4 separate regions of the Mus musculus genome follow, and all the other regions are linked to region 1. A link is a loop called in an ENCODE intact Hi-C map of the cell type or tissue named here. Cell type or tissue: left cerebral cortex. All regions are shown on one strand. Region 1 holds the start of Actr8 (ARP8 actin-related protein 8). Region 2 overlaps Dcp1a (decapping mRNA 1A). Region 3 overlaps Rft1 (RFT1 homolog). Region 4 overlaps Cacna1d (calcium channel, voltage-dependent, L type, alpha 1D subunit).

The links. Peaks named below come from ENCODE experiments on the same cell type or tissue, not always from the same donor. Only the 100,000 strongest peaks of a DNase experiment are listed, where the experiment ranks them.
Region 2: a loop joins it to region 1, with 2.5 times the contacts of the local background. A loop is called at or near these places in 3 of 42 quality-filtered maps.
Region 3: a loop joins it to region 1, with 3 times the contacts of the local background. A loop is called at or near these places in 3 of 42 quality-filtered maps.
Region 4: it touches region 1 in a loop (2.4-fold over the local background); 2 of 42 quality-filtered maps call a loop at or near these places.

What each region holds. Positions count from the first base shown.
Region 1 is chr14:29,977,578-29,985,577 of GRCm38, forward strand. Actr8 (ARP8 actin-related protein 8) reads left to right here and starts at 760. Exons shown (of 13, transcript NM_027493.3): 1 at 760-1,011; 2 at 5,022-5,192; 3 at 6,453-6,563. The coding sequence starts at 889. In left cerebral cortex, a CTCF peak has its summit at 3,086 (motif pointing right); DNase peaks (open chromatin) are centred at 808, 1,081, 1,483, 3,099 and 1 more place; H3K4me3 peaks cover 1,487 bases; H3K27ac peaks cover 889 bases.
Region 2 is chr14:30,512,775-30,520,774 of GRCm38, forward strand. Dcp1a (decapping mRNA 1A) reads left to right here. Exons shown (of 10, transcript NM_133761.3): 6 at 210-323; 7 at 6,145-6,903. Among named protein-coding and RNA genes, the nearest start is that of Gm35566, 32 kb to the left of the region's middle. In left cerebral cortex, a CTCF peak has its summit at 3,707 (motif pointing left); DNase peaks (open chromatin) are centred at 3,744 and 6,578.
Region 3 is chr14:30,667,574-30,675,573 of GRCm38, forward strand. Rft1 (RFT1 homolog) reads left to right here. Exons shown (of 13, transcript NM_177815.3): 7 at 6,597-6,675. Among named protein-coding and RNA genes, the nearest start is that of Rft1, 17 kb to the left of the region's middle. In left cerebral cortex, a CTCF peak has its summit at 4,588 (motif pointing left); DNase peaks (open chromatin) are centred at 3,734, 4,189 and 4,566; H3K27ac peaks cover 1,289 bases.
Region 4 is chr14:30,093,809-30,101,808 of GRCm38, forward strand. Cacna1d (calcium channel, voltage-dependent, L type, alpha 1D subunit) reads right to left here. Exons shown (of 47, transcript NM_001083616.2): 26 at 6,889-7,035; 27 at 5,234-5,435; 28 at 3,114-3,272; 29 at 1,510-1,620. Gm52106 (a long non-coding RNA gene) reads left to right here. Exons shown (of 3, transcript XR_003951103.1): 3 at 1-1,095. Among named protein-coding and RNA genes, the nearest start is that of Gm52106, 25 kb to the left of the region's middle. In left cerebral cortex, CTCF peaks have their summits at 3,643 and 7,986 (motif pointing right); a DNase peak (open chromatin) is centred at 3,647.

The DNA.
Region 1 (8,000 bases):
CTTGTCATGCCCTGTCCCACCTCCTATGGTGAATGGGAATTAGGAATTACATATTTGCCAGGAGGTGGTAACACATACCTTTAATCCCAGCACTTGGGGCCAGAGGCAAGAGGGTCTCTGTGAGTCCGAGGCCAGCCTGGACTACAAAGTAAGATCCAGGTTCAGCCAGGGCTTCATAGAGAAACTCTGTCTCAAAATAAAAGACAAAAAACCAAATCTGTATTTAATCTTAACTTTGCAATGATTTGTAGAAATCTTATGTATAGGTATCAAATGGGTAAAGGCATGAAGTTCAAATAAGTTACTCAAGGAATATGTCAAGAAGAGACCGAGTCCCAAAGAACCCAATCAGAGGCCGATCTGAGCAGGACCAACGAACTGAGAACTAGCAATATTATGGAACCTCTGAGTGAAGACCTGTGGAGTCAAAATGAGACTGATGAACCTCAGACTCGCGCGGAGCACTCAATTTATTAGGGTTAAGTGAGATAGCTTAAGCCTTTAACTTCTGTGAGTCTAAATAGGAAGTTCCAGGCTAGCCAGGGCTAAAAATAAATTTAATTGATTAACTGTATTACACTGGAGATGTAGCTCATTGGTAATAGGAACATGCTCACTATTCAATGGTGCCTGGGTTCAATCCCCATCATCACCAAAAACAAAACAAAAACAAAAACAAAAAAAAAAAAAAAAAAAAAAAGGAAAAACCAAAACTCCAACCCTGTCATGCCCTCCACGTTCCCAGAATTCTCTAGGGGCGACGCCGGTGGCGGCCATTTTGACTGTGGGCAGCCAGGGGACGCCGCGCCTGCGCAATGGTTCTCCTCTGACTGCTGTGGCGTCGGTGTCCCAGAGCCCCGGGGCTGGTGGTGGTCCACGGTGGCAGAGATGACCCAAGCCGAGAAGGGGGACGCGGAGAACGGGAAGGAGAAGGGCGGGGAGAAGGAGAAGGAGCAGCGCGGCGTGAAGCGGCCCATCGTACCCGCGTTGGTCCCCGAGTCGCTGCAGGAGGTGAGGTGCAGGGGGCTGGCCTTGGTTAGACCACTGCTAGCCTGGGCCTCTGCTGCTGGCCGGAGCCCAGGGTCCGGGCGGAGCCGGAAGCATCCGGGTCCCCTCCCATAGGTTCCTTGTGCAAAGTAGCGCGGTGCAGGGCAAAGCCAAGGCCGCGGTGCACAGCCTCCAGGTCTCAGCTATAAGACGTCACGATTTAGCAACGGCCTGGCTCTCAGGGACGCCAGCAGATATTCAGGGATGGTTAGGGCTCTAACCAGTTTCTTTGTTTGCAAATCTCACAGTGCAAGTCATTTCACGTTTAAAAGCAGGAAAAAGGTAGCCTTTCCTTAAATAGACATGAATAATATGGCAATAACAGCACAAGTTTAAGTAAACAACTTGGAGCAGCATGGCTCACACTCTCACTCACCAGGGCTTACTGATAAGTAAAGGAAATAAATTCCTATAGGGAAATGGGCCACGGCAGTGCACAGCTCCCAGAAGAAATAGGGAAGGATCGGCCGTTGAGGATTTCCTGTGGACCATTTCAGAACCTTCTTCCTCTCCCATAGGTGGGTTGAAATATCTAACTGGTAGGGCTGCAGTAAAATGCATAGTGTGGTGTGTGGGATAGGCTAGTTCAGAGGACCCACAATGTCTCTCTTCCAGCCTCGACAGGAGGGCAGAGGTCCCAGGAGGCTAGAGATTTAGGGTGAGGTTAGAATGGTTTTAGAGCTATGCCAGGTTTATCTGCATTTCTCAACCTGTGGGTCGTAAGCCCTTTGGGGGTTGCATATCAGAGATTTATATTATGATTCGTAACAGTAGCAGAATTACAGTTACGAAGTAGCAACAAAATAATTTTATGGTTGGGGGTTACCACAACATTAGGAGCTGTGTTAAAAGGTTGCAGCGTTAGGAAGGTTCTGGGGAAGAGAGACTTGGATCTGGAGAGGATGTGAAGGATTGGAGACATAGCTGTTTAGAATAGAGAAAGACGGTAGAGATTTTCAGTGTCCACACAAGCTCGTAACCCAGCGTCTTCATCGAAGCTAGTGGAGAATTTTGGAGTGGGACGCTAACTTGATGGCGTTGTGCTACAACGTTTTCGTTTGCAGAGCTTACACTTGAGAGCCACTCAGCTGAGTTACCAATAAAAAGGAAAAAACAAAACCTTACTGTTTTAAGCACGTCCAGGTTTACAGTTTTATGGTGGATTTCAGATTGAACAGTTAGCGTTCTCTAAGGCCGACAGTTCTACATCCAGGCTGCCTGACTAACTCTGGCATCCTCACAAGAACTTGATGAGGTGTAGGGGGCTGCATCAGAGCAAGTGGCAGGCTGAATTTATAGCATATCTTCCGGTCCCTTTTCTACACTCCAGTGAGTCTCGTCACGTGCTTTGACTATCCCATACCCTCTGGGGCACTTGTGCTTCATGGACGTTTCTCAGTCTTGGGTTAAGGAATGAATAATTTCCAGGAAATGATGAGTGGGGCATACTACTAGGTTTCTTTCCTAACACATTAAAATACATAATTACTAAAATAAAAATTGTCCATACTTAACTGCATTTTCTATTCTTTCTTTCTTGTTTGTTTGTTTATTTGTTTGTTTGTTTTTTCGAGACAGGGTTTCTCTGTATCGCACTGGCTGTCCTGGAAACTCACTCTGTAGACCAGGCTGGCCTGGAACTCAGAAATCTGCCTGCCTCTGCCTCCCAAGTGCTGGGATTAAAGGCATGCGCCACCACACCCGGCTTCTCTAGATGTTCTTCGTTCACGTATATACTGAAGCCCGTGGGTTTTTGATAACGTCCAGGTGTCCCTCATGTGTTTTGCCCTTTCGATTGGCAGATGTCCTCCATAGCACAGTGACACTGACAGCATGTACTGAGACTGGGTAGGAAACAAGACAGACACGCCCTCTTCACTAGGGTTTGTTGTACGTCCTGGAAAGGAGGAAGGCTCTACGATCATATAATGAAGGGACCATCACACTTACTCTGGGTGATGTTTAATTCATTCCTGAGGGGAGGAGTTAGATGGAGCTGAAGGAGAGAACCTTGCCAGCAGAGGGAGCTGCGTTGCTGAATGCTCCAGAGTTGTTGAGTTTTGTCATCAGCAGAAGTCTGGATTGAAGCTGTGCAGAGTGGCACATGTGTAAAGCAGAACTTGGGGTCTGGGTTGAGAGGGTTTGGTAGACTGAAAGGACAACCATTCTAGAACAAGGGCTGGATGGAGCAGTTTAAGCCTTTGTATTTGTGAGCCACAGAAATGTTGTGAGAGAAACTTACGCGGCGAGGTCAGCGTAAAGGAGGTACCGAGGACTTGGGCTGGGATTGTGGATCTCAATTGTGGTCTTGTTTTCTTTTAATAGAAACTCTGTGGGGGTGGGGGTGTGTACACATGTTAGTGCAGTACCCATGGAGCCCAGAAGAGGGCATCAGATTCATGAAGTTGGAGTAAGTGGTAGTGCGCTGCCTGATGTCAGTGCTGGGAACCAGTTTTCTGCAAGAGCAATGTTCTTTACTCTTGAGCTGTCTGCCTGTTCCAGATTCCCTGCTTACAGAGGCATGGCCAAAGTCTCCTTCCCATACTCTTGCTGAAACTTTGAATGCCTCAACAAGTTTGGGGGGTGGCGGGCAGAAGTTTTCCCAATCGAGCTTGAATTCTTCCCCCATGAAAGTTATAGACTTAAAATAGCTGTTCTGTCCAAGCCACAGCCATTGCCTTACTCCTTTGGATTTGTTCTCGTCATCAGTTTTCCTTCACTGTGCTGACGTACCAGGACAGTTGCGAACTCTGACTTTGAACCCCAGGCTCTTGCCAGATCAGGCAGACAGCAGGCAGAGAACCTAGGTGACAAGCCCGTGTTGATGAATATTGCTTCCAGCATTGTGAAGCAGGACTGTGCTGATGTTATTTTCTCCCTTGAACTCCTCAAGCAAACTTGAATGATCGTATTAGTCATCGCAGAAGCTGTCTCAGCTAGCCAACCCCTAAGCTGCCTGGAGCTTCTGGGTCTAAACAACTGGAGGAAAGGCGAGCCCTTCCACTTCTCCTCAGTCCCCTGTCTTCTCTCTCATCTGAGTGTATTTCTTTTTTTGTTGTTGTTTTTTTGTTTTTCGAGACAGTTTCTCTGTGTAGCTCTGGCTGTCCTGGAACTCACTCTGTAGACGAGGCTGGCCTCGAACTCAGGAATCCGCCTGCCTCTGCCTCCCAAGTGCTGGGACTAAAGGCGTGCCCACCACGCCCAGAGGTACCGAGTGTATTTCTTACTAAACAGAAAGTTCTCTGATAGTAGAGAGTCAGCCTTTACTACCATTCCACCTACGTTTTCTGCCATACAAAAATGCCCAATAATTATGTATTAGTTTGCACTGGAGGACTTTGGTTTCATCCATATAAGTAAGGATTTGTGAAGTCTGTGCCGTGAGTCAGCTCAAAGGAACATAGAGAATTTGCATTAGAAGAACAACTGTAATCGGATGTCTCTCAGCTCCTTACTGAATGGTTTTCTGGCTTTTCCGTCCAGTAGTCTGTGCTGCCTTATGTCAACTTGACATGAGCTGAAGTCATCAGAGAGGAGGGAACCTTAACCAAGAAAATGCCTCTAGAAGATTGGGCTATAGGCAAGCCTGTAGGGCATTTTTCTTAACTAGTGATTAATGTAGGAGGGCCCAGCTCATAATGGTTGGTGCCAACCCTGGGCTGGTGGTCTTGGGTTCTATAAAAAAGCAGGTTGGGCAAGCCATGAGGAGCAAGCCAGTAAGCAGCATCCCTCCATGGCCTCTGCATCAGTTCTGTCCTGTTTGAGTTCCTGTCCTGACTTCCTTCAATGATGAACAGTGATGTGGCGGTGTCAGCCAAATAAACCCTTACTCCCAAAATGCTTTTGTTGTGGGTTTCATCACGGCTGTTGTAACCCTGACCAGAACACTGTGTTTGCAGGAAACGTCCCATGATGTCCCTATGTTGGTCACCTATCACTGTCATCCTAATTCACGTTTATCTCTCTGTCTGCAGCAAATCCAGAGCAACTTCATTGTTGTCATACACCCAGGTTCAACAACTCTAAGACTTGGCCGAGCCACAGATACACTTCCGGTCAGTGTTCCTCACGTCATTGCACGAAGACACAAACAACAAGGGCAGCCCCTGTACAAGGACAACTGGCTCCTAAGGGAAGGACTAAATGTAAGTCAGAGAGTGGGAGCTGGGGATCAGCCTGGGGTTGTTTCCATTGGAGGGGAGGGGAGTTGAGATACCCAAGTGTCTCTGGGAATCTTGAATAAAAATCTTCAGGGTTCTATTTTATAAAAGTAATATCACTCGGGGGCTGGAGAGATGGCTCAGTGGTTAAGAGCACCAGCTGCTCTTCCAGAGGTCCTGAGTTCAATTCCCAGCAACCACATGGTGGCTCACTGTAATGGGATCTGATGCCCTCTTCTGAAGACAGCCACAGTGTACTCATATACATAAAATAAATTAATAAATCTTAAAGTAATATCACTGAGGGTTGCAGGTATAATTTTCATTTTAGCTAGTTTCATTGCCTGTTACTGTGATAAAATACCCTAACAAAAGCAATTGAGGGAGAAAGGGTTTGTTTTGTTCACAAATTCATGCTACAGTCTACCATCCTGGGGAAGTCAAGGTGGCAGGAACTTGAAGCAGCTGGTCACATTCAAGAGAAACAGATGTGTGTGTGTGTGTCTGCGTGTCTATGGCCGTGCATGCGTGCTCAGCTCGCTTTCTCAGCTCTTAGTTCAGGCATACTGCCTAGGGAATGGTACCACCCAAAAAATAATTTACAATATCAAAGTAACTTGAAATACTTCTTGATTTATTAAAGATATGTAAAGGACTGTGATTTTTCTTACAGAATCAGAAAGATAAGCATTATATGGAGATATGAAGTTTGTTGGGGATACCTTTTTCTTTGAGACAGGGTCTCACAGTGTAGCCTCAGCTTACCTGGTACTCAAGAGACCAGTCTGGCCTGGAACTCATAGAAGTCTGCCAGCCTCTGCCTCACGTGCACCACCCTGCCTGGCAGTAATTCGAATGGTGTTGAAAATTTTTATCGGTCACAAGACACTTGAGGTTATAGGCTTTTTAGCAGGGTTCCATTTTGAATTTTTGTTTGCTTGCTTGATTGGTTGATTAATTGATTGATTGATTTTTCGAATAAAATATGTCCTTATTGTCCAGGCTGGCCTTTTTTTTTTTTACTCCAGATTCCCCCTTCTCAGCCTCTCTAATACTTGGATGCAGGCGTGTAGTGCCACATCCAGCTCTGGCAACCTTAAGATTACCATGTCTACACAAAGATTAAAGAGATGCTACTTGCCGATGGGAGCTATCTATCCATTGATGGATGCATTGTAGCATGCCTTGTTGGTTTCTCTTTTCACTAAATAGTTTGTACTAATGATCTCTCATTTCTCTCTCCAGAAACCTGAAAGTAATGAACAAAGACAAAATGGCCTTAAAATGGTGGACCAGGCAATATGGTCTAAAAAGATGTCAAACGGTACAAGGCGGATCCCTGTGTCACCAGAACAGGTTCGGTCAGCATTTCCTTCACGTTGAGTATTTTTCCACTTCTCTCGATATAGCTGTGTGTTGCGTGATGATGGGATGTGTCATACATCCCTGGAGGAGTTTGTGGTCCATACAGTAGTGCCTATGACAGAAGACAAACTACTGCATCTTCTGCACACCTGGGCTCTATGGCCTAGCCCTATTGCTCCAGCCTCCACAAGTAAACAGTATGTCACTATGCAGAATTCTGTACCCAGCATTGTCACAAATATGTTCGTATACGTAACACTTAAAACAAAATAGCGTAGGGACTGCAGAGTTAGTTCAGTATGAGAGCTGTGGCTGCCCTTGCAGAGGACCCACATTCAGTTCCCAGCATCCACACGGCAGCTCACAGCCATCTACAGCTCCAGTTCCAGGGGACCTGATGCCTTCTTCTGGCCTCCCAGGGCACTGGGCAGGTATGTGGTACACGGACATACATGCAGGAAAACACTCATACACATAAAATAAAAATAAGTAAATTTTTGGGGGGAAAAAAACCAGAGCACAGTGTACAGCTCTAGGGTACTTGTGGAAGCTGCCCTCGGTGAGTCAGGAGGGGAGTGGTGGGTAATTGTGGAGGCCTGGGACGCTTCTGTCTCTTACTGTAGACTTCAGAAACACCATACACCAAGTTTATTTTCTTTAATGTCTTCAATAATAACTTACAAACCTTAAAATGTTCCAGCTTGTGTGGAGAAGGGTTTTGTTGGTTTGATATGTTGGAAAACAATGCATGTACAGAGAATTGAATCGTGAAAAAGCATGAACTCAAGCAAATGACTCTGGGAGACAAGATTTGGGCGCGGTAATCCCTGTTACCTAAACGTGGGCACTGCACCCAGAGGGGTGTGCTGGTTGCTGAGAATGCAAGACGTGCTTTCCCGGCAGCACCACCGTCCACAGTGATGACTTCATGCTCAGCGCAACGGAGGAGTGGGTGTCCACCTCCAGTGTTTGCTGTTGACCTGACTCCCCCAGGAGAGAGGGCGCACCTGACCTCAGGATGCAGGAGACGCGCCGCACGTCATAACTTTTCCCGAGCATTGTGGAGCTATAAAAAGTCATTACAGCCACACTCGATTTTTAAATTTTTTTTCCACATTTGAGCTTGTTAAAATTCAGACACACACCATCCCAAGCCCACACAGTTTCAAGATGACAGATATCACCATCTTGTCCTATGGGAAAGTCTTCATGGGCAATAATGCGTGTGTAACAGTCCATTCCTATATAATTGCTCTTTCCTGCATTGCCTCCTGAAGGACTTGCCTCAGGGCTGGTCTGTTTAAAACTTTAAAAGTGGATAGATATTAGGAATACACCCCCCACCAATAAGTAGTGAAGACTGAAACATGCACACTCATTTCAGAGTCATGCGTTGAGTGTGATTGTGTGTGCTGTACTGTTGTGTGA
Region 2 (8,000 bases), 540 kb after region 1:
GGTTGGAGCTACCATGCATAGAAATAGATTCTCTACTTTATAGAAATGCTATTGTAGAAGTTAAGATGAAAATTGATAGAAACAGTTTTAGGAGATTTTTTGTGTATTTTTTTTAATTAAAGTATTTTCGATAACTTCAAATGTGAACCAGACTTTAGATAGCAGTCCTTTTTCAGATGATAGACTTTTTCTTTTAATTCTTTTCCAAGAATCAGATGGGCGGCTCAAATATCTCCAGTCCTGGGCTACAGCCAAGCACTCAGCTCTCTAATCTGGGAAGCACCGAGACTCTAGAAGAGACACCCTCTGGGTCACAGGATAAGGTTCGTACAGTTAAAGCCCTAGCTTTGTCAAAATAGCAGAACAGCACCATTTCATAAGGATTTGAACCACTGTGCAAGCTTGGTTTATCACTTGTCTGTCAGATCATATGTGTGACATCATAATGACATATACCCAGCTCACTTCCCAGGCCATGAAACTCTGATGCGGATTATGCAGTAGCCTCCTCTCTGGTCCCCTAGTGTTGCTCTTGCTCCTGCCTTCCCTGTGCTCAGCCAGGCCAGCAGAATGATCCTGGGAAACAACATTCACCCTCTGCCTTGAGGGCCTCCGTGGTGTCCTGCCTCACTCTCAGTAATGGACCCTGCTTCCGGCCCGCCCCTCTCCCTGAGCCATCAACTCCTAACTTCTGCCTGGCTCACTTAGCTCCTGCTCAACCAGGACTGTGACTCAGTGGTTTCCCTTGGCTCTCAGTACTTTTCTCCTGTGACTGTGTCCGTTTTCTTCTTCTGCTCTCTCATAGCTTCTTAGTTAGGGCCTGCTATCACCCCTCTGCCTTCCGTCCTCTGCTTGCCTTATTTTCTTACTGACTTTCATTAGCTAACGTGCTTTGGTTTGGTTTTATCCACTGTCCCATGCTAAAGGGACCTGCAGTTCCGTTTGCTTGAGGCTTTTTTGGTTTTGGTTTTGGTTTTTTGAGACGGGCCTCACTGTGTAGTCCTTGCTGTCCTGAAACTAGCTTGTGTAGACAGGCTGCTCCCTACTCCTCAGTGCTGGGAGGAAAAGGGTGCACACACACACACACACACCCCCAAGACAAGCAGTTTTCTCTGCATGTTCAAGGCTGTGTCTTGGTTTTTTTGGTGTTTTGTTTTGTTTTGTTTTGTTTTGTTTGAGACAGGGTTTCTCTGCATAGTCCTGGCTGCCCTGGAACTCACTTTGTATCAATGCTGTGTCTTTAGAATTATAAATATTTATTGAATTGATTCATTCTCTTTATAACTGGTGGTCTGATAAAACAACAGATACACTAAACTTCTGTTGACTATATGTAGAGTGGTAAGTAGTTGAGCAGGAGCCAGATGTGGTAGTGCACACCTGTAATCCCAGCACCTCGGAGACTGGACAGGACAGTCATCTACTGTCCTGTTTGAGACCAATCTGCTGTATTGTATAACTTCTACCAGGCCACCTTGGATAACAAAAGCAGACAGATTCTATCCCATAATACACATAATACAGAAATATTCCGTGTACTCATCCCTATTTCTATTGAGAACATCTACTTGTAGTGTGTGTGTGTGTGTGTGTGTGTGTGTGTGTGTGTGTGTGTACACCATCTGTAGTTCTGTCCTGTGGATGGTACATGCCCATAATCCCAGCCTTTGGGAGGTAGAGAATGACCAGAAGTTCAAGGTTGACCCTAGATTATACAGGGAGTTTGAGGCCAGCCTGGGTTATTATATGAGACACTGTCTCATAACAAATGAAAAACAAGGGTGGAGAGGTAAGGGAGACTTACTGGTATACGTATATACACGATTGTAATATAACAACCTTGCTAACATGTATATTCATGCTAATAAAGACAAATTTAGATACTCATACTTAATTCATAATAGCCAAAAACCTGCATACAACCCAGATATACTTTAATAGGGAAATGTTTCAAAATGGTTAGACTAAATTACACAGGTTGTTCCTAATCTAAAAACCCACAATCTAAAATGTTCCCCACCCCAGAATCTTTTAAAATCCAATGTGAGGCCACAAATGAAAATGAATGTCATGTCAGAGGTCAAAGTTAAAACAGAAGCAGACAGAAAAATATTTTGTAATTTTACCGTCGGGCCACATCTGTATGAAACACAAGTGAATTTCTGGTTTAGATCTGGGATCCACTCTAAGATATCTCAGAGAGAGAGAGAAAGAGAGAGTGTGTGCGCGTGCGTGCGTGCGTGCATGTGCGTGTTTTCTAAAATGTATGTTTTAAATATATTCTATAATATATTTCTAAAACCCTAGGAAACCCTCACATTTTAAATGCTTCTAGTCTCATGTATTTCAGGTCTGGGATACTCAGTATGAACTGCTCTATCAACTAATACAACTTAGCAGGAAGGACAAACCTGGGCTGGGATGCTGCTTGTCCGGCATGCATGGGTTCCAACCTTCTAAAGGAGAGTGGGAAGGAAACAAACTGGATATATACAGCAACTTTAACAAGTCTCTGGCACTTATGCTAAATGAGAAAGACTCAAAAGACTACATATTGTGATTCTATTTGCTTAGCATTCACATTCTTGATTTGAGCTGGGCGTGGTGGTACACAACTTTAAGAACTCAGAGGCAGATCTCTTCGAGCTGGGGTCACCTGGTCTATACATCGAGTTCCAGGACAGCCAGCGCTTGAGAGACCTTGTCACAAAAAGCCAAAATTCAGCTGGGCGTGTTGACACACGCCTTTAATCCCAGCACTTGGGAGGCAGAGGCAGGTGGATTTCTGAGTTTGAGGCCAGCTTGGTCTATAGAGTGAGTTCCAGGACAGCCAGGGCTACACAGAGAAACCCTGACTTGGGGAAAAAAAAATAATAATAAAGTAACAAAATACAACAAAAAGGAAAAAGGGAGAAATGAAAAAGATGGTGGTAGGAGAAGAGGGCATGCGTCTTTATTAGCATGGAATATACATGTTAACAAGGTTGTTATATTACAATCGTGTATATACATATACCAGTAAGTCTCCCTTACCTCTCCACCCTTGTTTTTCATTTGTTATGAGACAGTGTCTCATATAATAACCCAGGCTGGCCTCAAACTCCCTGTATAATCTAGGGTCAACCTTGAACTTCTCATCATCCTCTCCCCACCTCCCAAGAGCTGGGATTACAGACATATACCACCATGCCCAGCTCAACAAATTTGTTTGCTTTAGCAGAGTGTGGGAAGTGTGCACACGTGCATGCAGGTACTCTCACACACGTGTGCATGTGGCAGGCAGGACTCCTCAAGTGCCATTCCTTACACTCTGTCTACCATTTTCTCTTATCTCATTTTTAAGCAGAGTTTGTCGTTAGCCTGCAGCTTGCATGGCTGGCTAGTCTGGCCAGTAAGTCCCCGTTATCAGTCCATCCTTACCAACCCAGTGCTGGAATTACAAGTATGCAAATGAGTAGAAGAACCACTTGTATGAAGACTATGAAGGCTATGTTGCAAGACTGTCTCAAAAACACAAAATAAAATAAAATTGCAACTTTTTTCAGCTAAAGCCAAGGAATTACAAAGCATTGTAATTATTATGATATGTAATGATATATTATGAAAAGGCTGTGTAATTGTCTAAAACTATTGCAAATCCCTAATCCGCCCTTACACAGAGAGTTGCTCTATTTATTTAGTGATGCTGCCATCTAGTGCTGAGTGGCAAGCAGATCATGCTGCCAGGCCTCAGTATTAAAGTCCATTTCCTGGGGCCACAGAGATGGTGCAACAGTACTGTGCTTGTGGAGAGAGCATATGGCGGGCTTTGGATCCCTAGCAGCACATAAGAAGCCGGGCTTGCTGGCATTCGGGCTTGCTGGCTTCGTGTTGTAGTCCAGCACTGGGAAGGCAGATCGCTGAGTAGACGCGTTCTGGTTCATTGAGAGACCTTGTCTCTTCACGGTGAAGAGTGAGGAATACATCTGACATTGACGCCTGGCCTCCACATACATGCACACATGTGTACATCCACATGAACTTGTATGTATACCACAAATACAACTCACGCAGAAATAGACTTCACTTTGATAATTCACCATTAAGTTCTCTTGGTTCTCTTTCCCCAGTGTGTTTCCTTCTGTTTTTATTGAATTGAATTGTTCCTACTCTCTAAAATAGAAGTATGGCTTCTTACCCGGAATTTCTTTTTTTTTTTCTTTTTCCACGTTTCTTTTTTATTATTATTGTTGTTGTTGTTATTATTATTAGGTATTTTCTTCATTTACATTTCAAATGCTATCCCAAAAGTCCCCCATACCCTCCCCCCTTACCCGGAATTTCTGCAAAATAACCGTAGCACCTTTAGTTTTCAAAATAAATCTATGTAAACAAATGTTGACATGTATGTGGAACGGTACGTTGCTTACGACTCACATCAATTGCACTGATGAATGTACTGCGCTCTAGTACTTTGCTTTGGTTTTCTTTGTCTACATTGGGCTGGGTTGGATTGGTTCTCGAGGATGGTCTCATCTAATAGAGTACGGAGCTCAGTATGGAGCTGAAGGTGACTCTGAACCTCTGAGCCTCTGTCTCCGTCTCCTGAGTCTACTATTACAGTGTGCTCTACTCACAGCTTAGGGGGGTTGAGATTATTTTGTTTTGTTTTTATTTTCTGGGGGCGGGTGAGGAGGGAGGTAGGATATTGGTCGGTTGGTTGTCTAGTTTGGAAACATGCTTTGTTGCCTTGGATTACCTTATATTCAGACTAGTCCTCCTGCCTCAGCCTCCCCATCCTGGGATTATAGGGATGAACTACCACATGCACGTTTTAGTTCATTTTTTGTCACAGAATCTCTAGCCGTCTTGTTTCAGCATAAAGAATAGGTTTGGTTTTTGGCTTTTGGTTTTTTTTTAAACTACTGGGCATTCAGTAATCAGGAAGCTGAACCAGAATTGTTGAAGCTTCAAGGCCAGCCTGGCTTCATAGTAGAGCTGTGAAATAATTGTCACAGTTACATTTGTGATTATATTTTTTTATGTTTACAGTTATGTAAATTTTCCAGTTAGTACTTGAGAATAGTGGGATCTGGAGAATGTAAGACTATGAGGGAATGAGCCTTGTGAATTGATAGGATACTATTGTTGTTACTCCTGTAATTTATAAAGGGATTTGGATGTAGACTCACTGTAGGAGGATCTCTCTGAGTTTAAGGCCAATCCAGTCTACATAGTTCCAGGACAGCCCAAGCAGTGTGGAAAGACCTTGTCTCATAATACCAAACACACACACACACACACACACACACACACACACACACACGCGCGCGCGCGCGCGCTCCAGGTTCAGAATCTCACTCTAAATATAAGGCCATAGCAAAAAGGGATAAAAAATATATTCTTTATGCATGTGCATATGCTAGGTAAGAGTTCTACCACTAAACCACTTCCCCAACTTCTTTTTTTTATTATTATTAAAGTTTTATTTACTTAATTTATATGAGTACACTGTCGCTGTCTTCAGACATACCAAAGAGGGCATCAGATTCCATTACAGATGGCTGTGAGCCACCATGTGGTTGCTGGGAATTGAGCTCAGGACCTCTAGAAGAGCAGCCAGTGCTCTTAACTAAGCTGAGCCATCGCTCCAGCTCCCACACACACAAACACACCTCTAAATTCAGTGTAAATGTCTTCCTTTTTCCTCAGGATTCTGTAATTTGAGGGTGTAGGGGAGTCATGACTGAGTACTGAGTGGTTAAAGTTGCCTTAGGTGTTTAGGATCTGCAGTGCAGTGCTAACGTTCTATCAAGAACAATAAAAGTGAGCCACTTAGAGTTTGGTCCTCTCGCACTGGCATCATTTGCCAGTGTGTTACTAATGTGGACACTCGGTGTGGGTAACTTTGTTGTGTATAGCCCCAACCTTAGCCACATTCACCAGGGGAAACAGAGTAAATGCTAAAACTGTTCTCCGTACGGAACTTTGTCACTCTACAGACTTTGCTAGAAGGTGGTCTGAGCCCTGCTGCACCTCAGGTTGCTCCAGGCTGTTTTCATCCGCTGTCCTTGCTTCTCCATATGTGCACATGATGGAAAAGAATCCTAGTTACATTGGTTTCTGCGCCTCTCTTTGATTTTGTCACTTGCTTTTGTTTTTCAGTCTGCTCCGTCTGGTCATAAACATCTGACAGTAGAAGAGTTATTTGGAACCTCCTTGCCAAAGGAACAACCAACAGCTATGGGTCTAGAGTCAGAGGACACAGACAAGCTGCTGGGAGATGCATCACAGAAAGAGCCCAGCTCATTCCTCCCATTTCCCTTTGAGCAGTCAGGGGGAGCCCCTCAGTCTGAAAACCTGGGTATCCATTCTGCCGCTCACCACACAGTTCAGCCTGAAGTCAGCACCCCAGTGCTGATCACTCCCGCCTCCATTGCACAGTCGGGTGACAAACATCCCCCAAGCTACACACTCCCACTGAGCCCTGTCCTCAGCCCCACTCTGCCAGCTGAAGCTCCTACCACACAAGTTCCCCACTTACCTCGGAATAGCACCATGATACAAGCAGTAAAGACCACACCCAGGCAGAAATCTCCACTCCTGAACCAGCCAGTCCCTGAGCTAAGCCACAGCAGTCTGGTTGCTAGCCAGAGCCCCTTCAGAGCCCCGGTGAGCCTAGCAAACCCAGCTGGCACAGCCCTCCCAAGCGTTGATCTGCTTCAGAAACTCAGGTTGACCCCACAGCATGACCAAATACAAGCACAGCCGCTTGGAAAAGGAACCATGGCGCCCAGCTTTTCTTCGGCAGCTGGCCAACTGGCCACCCCTGAGAGCTTCATAGAGCCTTCTTCTAAGACAGCAGCAGCAAGAGCAGCAGTCTCAGCCTCCCTGAGCAACATGGTGCTTGCTCCAACCCTCCAGGTAAGACAGGAGCAGGAGGGCATAGAGAAACAAGACTACAGAGGCCTCAGCTTTAAGTGACATGAGACTTTGTGTGTGTGTGTGTGTGTGTGTGTGTGTGTGTGTGTGTGTGTGTGTGTGTGTGTGTGTATTTTGTGCAGCAGCCATACCCAACTAAAGATGATGTGTGTGTCTGTCTTGTCTGTCTATCTGTCTGTCTCCATGGTCTATAACTAAATTTGCTCTGTGGGGTGAGGGGGCCCTGTCTGTCTATCTGTGGTCTGTAACTGATCTTGGCATGTAGACTTGTACGCAGGTGTATATGCATGCGTGGGTTTCCAGGTTCTGTAGTAACTCAGATTTGCTGTGTAAACAGACCTGGAGGAATTTGCATTGGAAGGTGACTACATTGTAGTTAAGGAGTGTGAGTTATATTTCAGACCTTAGGAAGGCATTGAAAGGTTCTGAACGAAGAGTGACTTGTTGGTAATGTCAGAAACAGGAATCTGGCCACCTGTTCCAGGACAAGCTGTCAATCACTTTGCCTGAGCAGTAGGGGCCTGGGTTGAGCACTGTGGACAAGGAGATTTTTAAAGTATCCGGTCAGGGAGGCTTCGTGGTCGATTGGTAGAGAGGGTAAAGGAGAGGTTTGCCCTTCAATAGCAAGTTTACCAGGGAGAAAACGAGCAGAGTGTGATGATCACATGGCCACAGCTGGAAGGGAGTGGGGTGTGCTGCTCTGTGACTGCTGCCTGCCTGTCAGTATTTGGGTCTGACACAAGAAGGAAGGAATGATGTGCGCGCGGGCAGGGCCTGTGCTGTGTGTAGGTGTCACGGGCCAGGAGTGCTCTCGCTCCTCTTCCTTTGCTCTGATGGACTGACTGCAGGAAGAAACATATGAAGGGAGTTTGTTTGGGTTTCTGGTTGTGAGGGAAAGGGTTGCCCCACCTCTCAGTTGATCTGGAAGCTCAGGTAATGATCTGCACCTGCCTTCTCCATACTCAGCACTAGAAGACAGTGACGCTCCTGCATGCTGCTTGGCAGAAACCACTTACATATGTGTAAATACTCATTTACATGGCAATAGCTAATTTTAAGATCTTCTTGCCTGATATAGT
Region 3 (8,000 bases), 690 kb after region 1:
ACATGACTACTTTCCCATCAGACCAAAGGAGAAAGCTGGATGCTGGCATGCAGGAGTGAAGCCTCATCATGTTCGACCCCTTTTCCCTCTCTGGCGGTTTGTCTTGCATTTCCCACTCTGATGGGGTCAGTGCTATTGCCAGCCTGGAACCAGAGCCTCTCAGGGGACAGGACACCACGTAGCTGCTTCATGCTGGGCTCCTGTCTTTTTCTCAGCACCTGTTTGCTGGTTTGTTGTTTGTTTCTTTGTAGTAGAAGGGTATCTGCTTCACTTCTCTTTTGTGATTACTTGAGAAGGTAGCAGATCTGTGGGAACAGAGGCTCTGAATTCATGGAGTCCTGTTACACAATGGTAAGGAAGGCCCAGGTATTAGATGTCAGAGCCTGCTGTGTTCTCACTTGTTAGCAAGGAGTGCTCCGTTCTCATCAGCTGGCTCTTAGCAGACCTTAACCCAGGACAGTTTTGGCCACCACTATGTCTCATTTGTGGGTGTAAATGGCTAGGATTCCAAATTAGAGGAGTCTCTCCCACACTAGGGTCTCCCAGTGCCCACTGTGACCTGACCAGCTTTTCATATTGACCAGCCTCTCTGTTCTCCAGCATGTTTTGGAAAGGAGTGTTTGTTGAGTTGTTAATAGTTTCTTTACATGCCCAGTAAGGGTGATAAGGACCTGTTCCTTATAAGGTTTTGAGGGCCTAATGAGATGGAGCCTGTATAGGCTTAACCGTGGCCTGGCACAAGTCGGTATCACCATCTGAAGCAAGGCTAACACCATTGGCAGTGGTGTGAGCACGTTACAGTTTAACTGAGAGTACCTGCACCTGTATCCTTGGGACAGCTGCCCCAATCCTGAAACGGCTGACTCCATGATTGGTGTGATTCAGGTTGCAGATAGCCAGGAAGGGACGTTTCTAGGCCTCAGAGAGTTTCCTCTTGATTTGGGAGGCAACAGGAGTAGAGCTGAAGCCTGCAGACTCTGGCTTTTTGTTTGTTTGGTTTTGTGTTTTTGCTTGTTTGTTCTTTTGCCTGGCCAAGTGCTACCTCTTGAGCTCAGACAGTCTTTTCTCATCGTCTGAGTTGGTTGGGACTGTAGACTGCAACTACAGACTCTATTTTTAAAGTGAAACCATTGGCTTCTATGGCTCATGTAACTCCTCTGAAGACGTCAGGAGCTCCGTGAAGCTGTTTGTATTTTGAAAAGAACCATGTAAGATGATCGTGATAGCACAGGCCTCTAAGCCCAGCTACTCTAGAAGCAGAGGCTGGTGGCTAAGAGTCCATGGAGTTCCTGGGCTGTCTGGGGAGCTCAGGACTGCCTGACAGCTTAGAAAGACTCTGCCCCAAGGTTAAAATCAGGAAAAAGTCTGAGGATATAGTAATGTCTGTAAGACCCTGCTCTCGTCTCCATTTTACAGATGCGAGAGCTGGTGCTCAGAGGAGTTAAGTGACTAAACCCCAAACCAGACAGCTTGTTTTGGATCCTCTTCCTTGTAATTGCTTTCTATGGACCATGTTAGGTCTGTGTGGTTAACCAGTCTTCCAAAAGAGTTGGGCTTATTGACCATGCTAGTTTTTTATTTACTTAAAGATTGGGAAGTTCCAGGTAGAAAACTTACTCAGGCTTGTTATTTCTAAAGGGGTAAAGAGAGGAAGGGGTCTTAGGCCAGGTGTAGTGGTGTGTGCATTTAATCCCAACATTTGGGAGGCAGGTAGATCTCTCTAAGTTCAAGGAGGACCAGCCTGGTCTGCATAGTGAGTCTCCACCCCCAAAACAACAACAAAACAAAGAACAAGAAGAGAATAGCCTGCATTCAGCTCTCCCACAAGCGGCATACCTGCGTGGCTCCTTGGAGCAGCTCCTCGGTAAAACTGCTTACAATCATCTGCAAGAAAGATCAGCTGGACCAAATGTTTCGGTTTCCTTTCCTAGTCTTTTAGAATTACGGGTTTTTTATAGGTATTCATTTGGATTTATAATAAGCTAATGGTACCTCAAATGATGACCACTGTTTATATTCTTTGGCATGTCTGAGTAACTTGAAATATTTAAGTAGAGCTGCAGCGTTCACCACAGCAAGCGTGTGTTCCACATGAGTCCATGCTGAATTGCTGTGGTGGAGACCCGAGACACTCGCCAACCACACTGCAAGACTGCGTTTAGTGCCATCAGAGCAGACGGTCAGGGTGGATGGAGAAGTCTGTCTGGGATCTTTTAGGAAGGCTTCCTAGAGGAAGCTGCCTTTGAGCTGGAGCTGAACATGGGTGGGCAGAAGTGAACAGTGATGTGTGGTGATGCATGGAGCCACAGGAAGGAAACAGATGTGCTCAGGCCTGCTCTGTGCCCCTTGCTGGGTTGGGATTGAAATATGGGGATAGTGGGGGGATTGAGTAGACCAGTCAAGGAGAGGAAAAGAAGGGTGGGTGGAGCTTATGAAGGGAGGTGGACATGGCATGTGGCTCTCAGCAAGTGGCAATGACTTCAGTAGAGTGGAGTGTGAACTTGTTGGAGCAGTAGAACTTACAGGTGGTTTGGTTTGCTTTTAGAATGCAAAAAGATTTGCCATTTTTAATTTTTAAAAATTAAATTTGTTCTTCAACAATTTTGTACATGTATAGTACTTTACTGAAAGGCTTTCCCTGTCCCAGGTTCCTACTACCCTCGTCCACCCTGCCATTTCCTACAGACCTCTTTCTCATTTCATGACTCAAATGGCCACATTCTCAGTCCCAACCCTGAGTGCCCCGTCCACCCTGGGTGTCTGCTCCAAGGACACCAAATGATGCAGTGTGGTTGGCGAGTGTCTCAGGTCTCCACCACAGCAATTCGGCATGGACTCACACTGAAGACACGCTGGCTCTGGTGGACTCCGCAGCTTCATTTTATTTTGTGACTCACTGAGTTTAGCAGGGGTGAGGGCAGGGGCTTCTGTGTGGCTGTGGGTTTGGAGTTATCATTGGAACCAGGTGGGCATATGATTGCAGACAATGGTTCTCCTTCTCCCAGAATCTAACAGGGCCTAAGGTAAGCCAAGCTAGCCTTTAACTATGTAGCTGAGGATGCCCTTGAACTTATGAATCTCTTGTCCCTACTTCCTGAGTGCTGGGTTACAAGCCTGGGCTGTCACACACATCTGAAGGTTTTGAATGGTGCCATGTAGAGGAGCCTCGTGGTATCTTGTTTTTCTGTCATTCAGTCCCCTACCAGCTCCATCAAATAGGATTTGTCTCTTTTAAGACAGGGTCTCACCATGGAGCTGGCTAGGCTCTTAGTCCCTCCTGCTTCAGAGTTTGAGCGCTCTTACTACAGGCATGTGTCACCATGTCTAGGGGATCTTAAATATGAGGTATAATGTAATCTCATTTTGCAGATGATAAACCAAGACTTAGCAAAGTTAACTATCTTGCCTATGGCCGTTGGGCTAAGTCAAGAAGCAGTTTAAGCCCTAGACTCTAAGCTTGATGCCAAAGTCTAAACCTACAGTAAAAGGACGCACTAGGCAAGTTGTAAGTGAGACATCTCTGTGGGAGACACGAAGTGATGAGGATGGTCCTGAGGTGGGCAAGTCTGGGGCCATCGGTGGCCTGTAAGGACTGGGGTAGGAAGAGAAAGGGGGAAGGAGAGTGCTGTATGGGTGGTGGAGGCGATGGGCTGTGGCCTCCACTTCTCAATGACTTGTCAGTGTGGGAGGCACACGGCTGATCATCCTGAGTCACAGAGTTTGGGAAGGGAATGGTGACTCAGCAGGATGAGCCTGGTTCCTTCTCAGCCTTCCCTACAGTTACTGCCGATCCATCACCTTTCACCTCCCAAGCCTCAGTGTTCCCGTTAAGCACAGTAAGGCTCTAGAAGGTCTGCTTAGGAACAGGGTGCAATCGCACCAACCCAGCTTTGTAAACCAGTCTCCTTCACCATCCCAGCAAGACCCCTTCTGAATAGAAGGGTACAAGTCCCCAGAAGTTGCTTCTTTTCTACCCGTCAGTGGCCTGAGAACCAGAGCCCCAAAGTGGACTTCCTGTGAATGTGTCCTTAATGAGCACTTCGGCTGTTGTAAGCAGTGTGGCCATCGACACTGAAGCATTAGGAGAGGAAGTCCTTTTATAAGCTTCCAGATTAGAGTCGCTCTCCCAAGGACTTTCTCTTTAGAAAGCTGAATTATTTCCCCAAACACATTTACTACTTACTGGCAGGCAGGCAGGCAGGCAGGCTTCAATAGGAGCATAATGGAGTCTGGGCAACTGGCTCAGACCTCTAATCCCAGCAATGAGTGCGAGGAGGAAGAATACTTGCAGATTTTTGCGGCCTGCCAGGGCTACCTAAGTGAGACTGTCTTGGCGAGACACACACACACACACACACACACACACACACACACACACACACACACACACACACACGACCCCAGAGCCAGTGGGCGGCAAATTTCAACTTTTCATTTCCTTTGAAAACAGCACAGATCCCTCAGGGGACTGTGCCAGTACAGGGGGATGTGAAAGAGATCTATCTATGCCTTCACTTCTCCAGAGCGGCCCAGGGACAGATCTGTCTGAGTATTCCTGGTCCACAGTGCCCTCTTGTGGTGATGTCTGGCAGCTCTTGTTCTGGGGAAAAGCAATGGTTGGGCAGTGTTAAGCTCAATGTCTTCTGCCTGGAGAAGGCTTACTTCAGGGCTAGAGATGCCTTGGCACCTGCTCAGAGCTCACTGACTTCCCGCAGACAGTGCAGTCTGGGAGGACTCAGGCCTGCATTCTTCTAGTCTATAAGAAAAGAGAAGAGGAGTCAGGGCTGAGAGGAGCCCTGCGTTCTCAGAGGTGCTCAGGTCGTCTAACCTGAGCTGCATGTGACTGTGAGCATTTTGGAATAATTAGAATTGAGGCGATAGTAAGGTTAGAATACACACTGCAGTTTAAAGGTTAGAGTAGAAAAAGTAACGTGAAATGCTGCCTAATTCTTCATATTCAGCACACGGCAAAAGTGGTATTTTGAGTTAGTATACTAACACTGGGAAGCAGGATGTGATGGTGTGCCTATAATTCTAGCACTAGGTAGGTGTGCAGGCGGATCAGGAGTTCAGCGTTATCCTCAGCTTAGCTGCAGACTGAGTTCAAGGCCACATGGGCCACATAAGACCCTACCTTAAAAATAGGAACAGGCTAGCTCATCTGTTAAGGTTTTTGCCTGGTTTCAATTTCCAGCATCCTATGAACCAGGTATGGTAGTGTGGACTGTGATCCTAGCACTGGGAGCTTGAGGCAAGAGGATAGGGTGTTCAAAGTCATCCTTAGCAAATCAAGTGGCTCAGCTGGTAAAGTTGCTCTTGCCAAACAAACTTGGTAACCTGAATTCAAACCCTGAAATCCATGTAAACAGAGGAGGAAAAAACTGGTTCTACAAAGGTGTCCCCTGACCGCCACACAGGTACTGTGGCATGCATACCTACCTGCCTGTATTGTGTGCACACACATACACACACACACACACACACACACACACACCATTTTGTTTTGTTTTAGCCAGACTTTTAGCTACTTTATAGGCTCTTATTTCTATCACCCTTCTCTCCCCTTATCCCTTCCAACCCCCAACACTAAGTTGTAGAGGAAGGCTAGAGAGGAGAGGGAGCATCGGTATTGTTAGACGACCTCCTGTTGTTTAGGGTGTCAAGGTCCTTGGGCAATTTGGATGTTTGTCAGAATATCTCCAGCCAGCAGCAGAGGAGTAGTGGCTGCCTTACCTGTCTCAGGGATCTAGCGTTTTTATATTCTCTCAAGAGCCTTCAGCATCCTGTCATATACTTGCAGAAACTATCTGCAGTTGGCAGGATCACAGCCCTGCCAGAGCACGAGGCAAATCATAGTCTGCCGCTATGGACAGTCTAAAGCAGCCCCATATCCCATGCCTGGAATTAAAATAAAAACATATTCCTATAACATTTCTATGTTTTTAAAGAAACCAAAATTCTCACTACAAGTTTTAATTAGCTAGGTGTGGTGTTGTATATTTGTAATCTCAGTAGGCCGAGGTAGGAGGGTCATAAATAAAACCAGCCTGGTTACATAGTATAACGACTAATATTGATTATCAACCCAACAGGAACTAGAATCATATGGGAAAGGAGCCTCTGGGCGTGTCTAGGTTAGGTGAGTTGGGATGGGAAGGCCCAACGAGCTGGGATCTGGAAGTTTCCGTCCATGGTCAGTTGGTCCTGAGGCTCTGGGCCCGTGTCAGGGTAGCACACTGTGGCAGAAGTGCATGGCTGAACAAAACAGTTTTCCTCCTGACAAGGAAGGGAAAGAAGAGAAGGGGCTGGGGTCCCACACTGCCCTTCAAAGCACACCCTTGGTGGCCTAAGCCCTTCTCACTGGGCACCCTTAAAAGGCTCTGCCACCTTCCAATCAGGTCAACACATGGCCGTAGGAAACATTCACGATTCAAATCTTATCCGTCATATACATTTTCTGGTATGTTTGGATGTCTTCTATGCTCTTAGCACTGATTGAAGAGTCAGGGGAAACTATTCAAGTTGGGGCCGTATGGACTGCCCAGGCTTAGATCTGAAAAGCTGGAGATGTGGTTTTATGCTCATTTTTCTTTCAGGCATTTGTCAACTGGAAGGAGGCAGGATTGGCTTGGAGCTTCTTCAAACAGTCGTTCTTGAAGCAGATTTTGACAGAAGGTGAGTAAAGCAGAGTTCACATTGAGCAGTTGGGAGATCATAGAAGATACAAAAGGATTCCACGGGACTGCTGACACCAGAACACTTGTCTGGGGCCCGCAGCAGAGGACCCTTAGAGATGTGCTTGCTCTATCTGCTTTTAAATAAGATAGGGAACCAATATTTATTTAACTTTATGTTTTACTTAAGTTGTCTGCCTTAAATCACTCCACAGCCTTACAGAAGATAGTCTCTCCCTCTGTGTAGGGATGTGGAATTGAAATCCAAGTCTTTGTTAGTCAGCTTCCTGTTACTGTGGCAGATTACCCAAAGTAACCAGCTTAAAGGAAGGAGAGGTTCAGGGTGGCCACAGCTTTAACTCACGGTTACTCGCCTTTGTTGCCAAAGTGAAGCAGTGTGTCATGGTGCTAGTGTATGCAGAGAGGCTGTTGTGTGTCATGGTGCTAGTGTATGCAGAGAGGCTGTTGTATGTCATGGTGCTAGTGTATGCAGAGAGGCTGTTGGGAAACAGAGTTTTAATATGTCCTTCAACAGTATGCTCCTGTCACCTGGCTTTCTCCCTCTAGGCTCTATCTCCTGAGGGTTTCAGGAGGACCATGGGCTGGGCTCAAAGCTTAAATACATGGAAACGCTTTATACTTAAGCTGCAGCAAAACCTAACTGGAAAAGCCCATAGTAAATCATTTAAAATATTTATTATAAACGTGTATTATATGGCAGAAAATTAGAGAAAAACAAAATCTCATTATCAGATCCTAGCTTTTTATACATTTTCCAGCCATTTTCTGAACGGTTCTGTTTGTGGTAGTGAGAGCATATATGCTTCCACCCCACGTTTCCTGTACACTGTGGGTGCTGAGAACAACCACAGATAAGCAGCAAGCATGGCCTCAAGGAGCTTCTCTTGCCAAGCCACTGCTGTGAAGTACTTAGCTAGTGCATGGCTGTGGGCGGGGCTTGGAGACTTAGCACAGGCTCTGTACGGGCCCTTGTTTACTAGAGCTCTGTTAAGAAGCCAAAGAGGAAAAGAGATGTGAACATCTGAGAGGTCTCCTGTCCAAGGGAGCTCATGAGGAGGAGAGCCCATTGTCCTGCCGGAGGGGCCTGAAAAAACCCATTGTAGAAGGCTAAGATACTCCAGTCAGTCGGGTTCAGACTGAACCAGGATGACAGTGTGACAGACAGGGTGAGGCTGAAGAAAGGAGGCCAAAAAGAAAGCTGGAGTTAGTATATAAAAGGCCTCCAGTGCAGAGTTAAGGAGCCTCCATGCTTTGCAGGTATTAAGGAACTATTTGAAGACGTGAACTCAGGATTGACAGGGGATT
Region 4 (8,000 bases), 120 kb after region 1:
TCACATGCTGTGGGATGTGTGTGTGTTCTCCTCAACCTGGACAAGCTCTCAAACCTTGCAGAGCTTTATTGCCAGGTACAGGGTTGATGGGAAATGTTCCATGGGAATGTCTCATGTACATTTCTCAAGAACCTTCCACATTCTCGCTCTGCAACCTCTTCCATCAGTTCAGACAAATATTGTTCAAAGAAGAATAGGAGAGAGAGAAGCAAACCCAAGTCTCCAAGGAGGATCTGATGGACTTGGAAAAGGAGGGAATGTTTATGTATGGACAAGTCACAGTACGTAACATCTAGCCATGCGTAAGGTGCCAAATTTGACCCCACTGCAATCACTGCAATTAATCACTTACAAAATGTCCTTTCTTTTCGGTCCACAAAGATCCGATTAAAGATTGCCTAAGATTTACTTCAAATTAAAGAAAGGCCCAGGATGGAGTTCAAATTCTGTATAACTATAGCGTACGTGAAACCAACCATTTCTGAAGCCGTGTTTGTTGGCTACCTCCACACAGATTGAAAACACCTAGGACCAGGCTCTGTCATTCTCTCTTCTGAGAGTCATGGTCTATTCGAGGAAGGAGACCCCACTAGTCAGCTCAGCTCAGCTCCTCAGTCTAGGGCTTTAGACTGAAGGCATACCATTGCTTGAAGATGGTGGTGACGGTGTAACTGTGGCAGCAATGGTCTCCAGTACAGCACAACATAGCAGGCACCCTTTCAATACGGTATGTAACGGCCCCTACACCTGGACTATGGATATCCTCATAGAACAGAGAGAAAGCTAAAAGGGCGGTGAAGTAACTCATTTAAACCAGCAGAATCTTATCTCAGATGCCTCACAATTATGCTCTTTGATGCCGAGCTATATGGTTTGTTACATCACAGCCTTCAGGCTTCGTGGGACAGAACTGATCCCTCCCAAAGAAGACGCAATTCGCGCATTCCTTCAACATAGTGTAGCATGGGTCATGCCTCATTTTCTTACAAGCAAGGGAAACTTTTCTAAATCCAACAACAACAACAACAAAATATGGTGGACGAGTAAGAGGTACTAGAACTTTCCATACACGGTTAAAAAAAAAAAAAAAAAAAAAAAGGATGCCGCAGACAGCAACAAATAGAAGCTGTCTTCCTGCTAGAGATCTCAGAGTGAAATCAGGGTCAATTGTTTCTGATGATTATCAGACAACCCCTCAGTGCTCAGATAATGAGCTACGCTTTCCTGAGACAGCATGACATACCATTCTAGACACAGAAAACCAGGTTTTACAATGATCATCAGCTTACAGATCCTTAATTCTCTTCTCTCTTTTTCTCAGAACTGTTTTCATAAGGGTTTTGGGTTTTTGCGCATTTATTTTCCCACATGTATACAGACGTCCTAATCAGATCTTGATGTTCTCAGATGGTAGCCTACTTAGCTAGCAGAAGAGTTAGCATAATTCAGTAACATGAGGCTGAAAGGAAGCAGGCCCTTCTTTTTTGTAAAGCAGGGCCAGCAACTTACCTTGGGCTTGAAAGCAATGACTTTCAAAACCATCTCAACAGTGAAGACCCCTGTGAAGACCATGTTCAGAATGTCCATGGCATCATTGAACATCTTGGACTGCTCATAGTGCTGTGGATGAAGGCAGAGGTACTGATGTCAAAACCTCACGATCTCATCTGTGCAATGGGAGATCCCCTGACATTTGCACCCCAGGGTCATTTCCCACCCTCTTGTACAGCATCTTCTGCCAACATTCAAGCCAGTACACTGCAAAGGTCATATGGTGAACTTCCCCTAAACATGGGGAGGTTGTGGGGGGTGGTGGTGGTTCATGACACAATGAGGATGTTCCGATGATGGAGGAAATAAATGCCCATTCTTTCAGTTCAGGATAAGGGGAAGCCACCCTTTCTCTGTTGGGAATATCTCTCAGGTCCTTGTCTAACACACTGCAGATATGATGGGTAAAGGTAGAGTTTGAGTAGTGATAAATCTTATACTATTTAGGTTTATGTCTCATTAAAGGGAGTATTACTGGGCTTCACACTCTCCCCCAGATCAGCACACAGACCTTTTCATTATAAAGTGTAAAACAGTGTCTGAAAATGTTGCTTGACTATGGGCCTGGCTTCTACTGAGAAACGGAGGGTTTGAATTGCTTAAGTTCTTCAAGCCTGGACAGAATCTGGTTGTAGACCTTGGTCCTGGCTTCCTGACCTAGTGTCATATCTATCAGACAATAACTTCTTAAAGGTTCACTGTCATCACTGCTCTGCAATCTGACTTGGTCAGGATCAGCAAGAAGTTGCTGTAATTCAGGGCAATATTGCAAAAACTAGGAAATCACGCACTACCGCACCAGGAGCCCCTAAAGTCAGGAATGTAATTTCGGTTTTCCTTTTCAATATTTAGTGCCGCTGGGGCAGGTTTAGACCAAAGTGTCAGACTTTAGGGCTAGAGAGACAGCTTGAAGGTTAGGAGCACTTGTTCTTACAGAGAACCTGGGTTCGGTTCCCGGCGCCTACACGATGGCTCACCGTTACCCATAACTCCAGTTCCAGAAGCCCTCTTCTGACTTCTGTGGGCACCAGGCTCACACATGGTGCCCATACGTACATGGCAGCAAACACTCACACACGTAAAATTAAATTAAAATATCTAAAATTAATTTCAAAGTGCCAGACTCGAAGAATTCAGCGGAATCCTTTGCCCTGAGGTAGATGTGGCAGGTCTCCCATGTTACTCATAAAGACAGTGTGGCGTGAAGTAAGGCTCTCATGACCACCAGCTGGTAAGGATAGAGCCAGGGCAGAAGCTGAGGTCTGCATGGCATCGGGGCTTTGGTACTCAGTTGCTCTTGGGTCCCACGATCCATACTGAATAGCACACATAGGTTCCATGGGAGCAATACCCACAGCCATCTGCCCAGGCGGAGAAACGTGACCTTATGTGTCTGCCGTGACAACAGTCAGGCAGAGCAGACCTCTGGCCACACTGGTCCAGGATTATCAGAAAGTCAGACCCCTTCTCCTAGGAGGTGCAGCATGCTGCTGTCGGGCTCTGGGGTAGAGGGGACGTGGGGCACACCTAGACCTGGCTCCCGCCATGATCTCCGTTCTTACCTGCATGGCCAGGCAGAGCGTGTTGAGCATGATGAGGACGAACATCATGTATTCGAAAGGCGAGGAGTTCACCACATACCAGAACTTGTACTGGTATGGGTTTTTGGGGATGTATCTCCTTAAGGGGCGTGCTTTCAAGGCATATTCAACACACTGACGCTGCAAAGGTAGAAAAGGATGATAAAAAAAACCGAGGGGGTTTTGAGAGCTTCCAGGGAAGGAGCACATAGTGGCATCTTCCAAGAAGAGCTCACTCTGGCCTTCCAGGAAGTGACCATGAGCAGCAGTGAAGAAGCCCCATGGGGTCTTGAGGAGAATCTAGCATTTGCCTCACGGTGACTTCAGAAGTAAGTGGAGCAGCCACTGTACTGGCTGGGACCTGTAGACACAACTCAGGCAAATTTTGCTGAGGCTCTGCAGGGTCTCTTAGGGGTGGGTGTTGGGGGGACTTAGATCAAGCAAGTCTTGTTAGGACCTTTCCTCTCTGTCAGCAGGTGGTGATACCAGGTCGTCCACAAGAGGAAGCCACCTAGTGGCAGGCATGAAATCTTCAAGAGCCTTCGAGGCTGAGTTTACTTCCTGAGGTTGGAGGCTCTCTGGATACTCTAGCAGATCCACAGAAGATGCCTGTCCAGGCTTACGGGAATGGGAGCTTACTGCACTCAATTGAGCATCTCCAGAGAATGGTTAGTAATGAAGGGTAGGTCGAACTGAGGTTGGCTCTAAACAGAACACTGTCCTTCTACTCACTCAGGGACGGACACTAGTCTCTGTCTGGAGCCGGCCCTGAGGGAGCCTCCAGTTGATCTCAAGGCGTATCCCTGCCCTGCTCCCCCACATCTGTGCTCTAGACACAGCAGGCTTCAGACAAGTTTTCTGTGTTTGTGACTCAGTGTCACTCTGACTCCAGAGACACCATATTCAAGACTATTTGGGACTTGGGGTTCTCAAAGACACCACCACCCCTGCATAGTTCACTTGGCTATACCCTCACTTGGGTAGGCAAAGAGATAAGCCAGATTTCCCCCAGATTATCACTGGTAGTGTATACAAGGACACACTGGCATAGGAAAAGTTCTTCCACAAACTGTGTCAACTCACCCATCTTCACATTCCCAGGTACCACTTGGGCAGAGATACCTCCTAAGGCCATGGCCACCTCTTTAATAAGCATGCACTCCCAGACCAACCTCAATCATCTAGTTACCATAAAAGCAGAGATGCCCCTTACAAAAGACAGTGGGGAGTCTCTCAGAAGAGACTTCCAATCTCATATGCTAAAGGTTCAAAAGAATGTCTAGGGGCACCTCTTTCTTTCCATCATAAATTATTTCTAAACAAGCTAAGGGGACAAGACCCTAGGAGCAGAGCTGCACCTAACGTCACAGAGCAGGTAGAGCAGAGCAGGGCCAGAGAACAGGCTCCCAGGTTCCTGGCTTTATCATAGTCAGAGCCAAGGCTCCTACTTCTACCAGATCAGCTAAGACAAGAAGGGGAAATGAAGCCAACAACTTTAGTGCCGTATTCAAAGTTTCTGACTCTTCCTATCAAGTGACAGCCTATTTCAGTTGAAGGCAATTGTGGTCCCTAAAAGACACCTTGCAATCTCTGGGAATATTTTCTTTCCCTACTGGAGGAAATAGATTCCAGTGTGTTGAGTGGGTAGGGGACCCGGATTTTGCTTCCTGCCCTACAGTTGCGCTTTGGAAGCACAAATGCAAATGAGCAGCTCGCTATATGAAGAACACAAAGATGAAGAAAGTTTATAGCGAGTATATGCTGAAGAGCCTCTCCATAGGGGACTGTGGAAGCTTACATGAGTGAACTCCTGCTCTGAGCCACATTACCTACTACACAAGAGTCTAAACCATCACCGGTCAGCCACCATCATGGGTTATACCCTCAGCATTCTCTAATTACTCATCACAAGCGTGGGGATTGTTTTCCCCAGTAATAGTCTAGTCTGTGTCTGGTGACTAACTCTACAGAGACTCAACGTGGCTGACAGTGTGCTCTGAACAGGGCCTGAGCCCTCTCCTCTGGGTAGAGAAGGCCACTGAGGGAGGAGGTGCTCTGCTCTTGCATGAGGGACAGAAGCACAAACAGTGTATGACATTAACCTGATTTTTGTCCAGCTCACAGTTCTTATACTCTTTTTCTCCCTGTTCCTGGAAGGTGACGATGACGAAGCCCACAAAGATGTTCATCATGAAGAAGGCAACGATGATGATGTAGATGATGAAGAAGATGGAGATCTCCACACGGTAGTTGTAGACAGGACCAACGTTCTCACCGTTTGAATCAATAGCTTTGTACAGCAACCTGGAGGACAGGAAAACTAGGTAAGAGCCCCACAACCCCACAGTCCAAGTAGCTCAGCCCACTGCACTGCCTGATGCTCCCAGAATTCATCTGCACAGTCACTGTGTGTATTGGGGGAGGGACATGAAGGCCTCTGAACACAGCTGGGTCACTGAGGCCTTAGGCCTCAGGCGCAGACAGCTGGTATGTTGATGAGAGGTTACCCAGATAGAATCATTCAAAGAATATCTGGAGAACTGAGAAATCAAAAGAATTTCACAAACAGTCAGCAATGCAACCTCCCACGAAGAGATAAGAGATAAAGTGAATCACATTGACATACTGAAGGAACTGAAAATTGTGTGTGAACTGACAGATACCCTGCACCCAAACAGAAAGTTCCAACATACGGCAGAACTCTGGAGAAGGACACCACCATAAAACACCCCAACTTAGACTAGCCCACTCGAATGCAGCCCAGGACCCCAGCCCATGGTAAAAAGGCATTCACATCTCTCCTTTCATCTTTACTTCTCTCTAGCAGGGCAGATATCACCACCACTCCCTTTTTATCGAGGGTCAGAAAGGCATCTGAGTGCCAAGGTCACAAGGTCACCAATGCTCAGCAGCAGAGTCCAGGGCTAGGCTCTGGCCCTGTAGCTCTGAGCCCCAGGCTGGTTCACATCCTGTCAGCTGCCTCAGTGGCTAACTGAACCCTGGCAGCCAGCAAGAACCAGCCTGGGCACTCCCCTCCTCAAGCTCCTCTGGGCATGGGGCATGTGAAGAAAGGTAGAAGGATATCCGAGGTTCCTTCTTGCCCTTTCTTTTCTTTCTTTTTTATGTTCTGGGATCCACACTCAGCCAGATCCCAGCCACGCATCCAGATTCTCTTCTGTACTAAGTATGTCTATGAAACATTTCTACTAGCTCTGGGCTCAGGGCTCAGAGCAAGCACAGTGCCTCAAACATTCGAGATCTTCCACATTGTCTAGCACAGCATATTGCATGGGGTTTACAACAAAGGCGTAATTTATGAATGAATGTATAAGCACCTCCATGAAAGAAAAGTGGCAACTGCCCATGGCTGGCACACACATGAATACTCATTCTGTATCAAGATGAGTGGAAGAGTGAATGGCAGTTTGGATGCTGTCAAATCCTCTTTAAGAGCATCAGAAGGGCAGCTACCAACAGAAGTTTATACAACAAATGTCTCTTAGGACCTCTTTAACCACACCCAGAGATGCTGCCCAGGTACTTCCCAGAAGAAAGACGCAGATGTTTAACACCTGCCTGTTCAGATGGAGGAGCCATGATGGGCAAGAAATGATGACAATTTGCCCAGCGTTAGTCACAGGCTAGCTCACTAGCTGTGAAGAGCAAAAGTCGCACCTGCTCAAGGAAGGAAGACAGCATGGAGTTGCTAAGGAGCAGATACGGACCTTGTGGGAAATAGAACATTCTCTATACTCACGCGGGCCAGCCCTCAAAAGTTGAGACTGTGAACAGCGCCATCATAGCCGAAAGGACATTGTCAAAATTGAAATCACTATTTTGCCAGATCCTCTCACGGACCACAGGACTGTCAACATCGCCGTCCTTATAAAGAATGAAAAGCCCCCTGTAGAGGAAAGGCATTAGAGTCATCCTGGCTTCACGCATGACAGTATTAGTCCCACGCTAGAACATTACATGTAGTCTCAGCCAGGCCATGTACCTGAGCACAGGCCAGGTGGAGTTTCTCCCCTGCTTTTCCCACATTTAATCTGCTCTATAGCTCAAATAAATCCCTAGTATTGTCTAGTGTAAAGTAGGCTCTCTGGGGCAGGAACAGCTAGACAAACAGTGTGGACCCGTTGGCAATTAGCTCTGACCAAATGGTAACTTGTTTCTCACATAAGACAGGCTGGGAACACATGTGGAAAAATCAATACTTTGGCCATGGAGAATTCCATAAACTCTTGAGAAGCAAGCTGGGGTATCTGCTTGTCCACAATCTAGTTTCAACAAATCTCTTCCTTTACATACCATTGATATTACCAATTTTCCTTCCAAAACAATTCTGTAACTGCTGTCACACACCATTTCTTACAGAACTGTACTTGTGGATGGAGCCCAGAGATAAAGCCCGTTACTGTCATTTCCTAACAACAGGCAGCTAGAGGGAAGGACCTGCATAGCCACACTGTGGCTGCACTAATCAACTTGTGTGGTGCTCTGCATCCCCCTGCCCGGGGCTGATAGCATCTTTGAAGATGTATGTAGTCAAAGACAAACTGTACCTGACACCCCACAGCCACGTCATTTATTCAAGGAAGCCCAAACCAAAGCACACGGGGCAGGCAGCTAGACCCCTGCAGGATGTAACTCTAAAGGTCAAGGACATGAGTTTCTGTGGCCATAAGCTCTGGGTAACGTATGCATGGACTGGGAAAATTCCACGTTTGCCGAGCATCTTGAATTATGATATGCAAACATTTCTTGCTGCTTCTCCTTTGTTGACGGTTGTGAAGAGAAATGTGCCATAATATGGGTAAGAATCAAAATAGGACCAGGGAGCAAAGACTGCCAAGTCTTCCAGAAGAG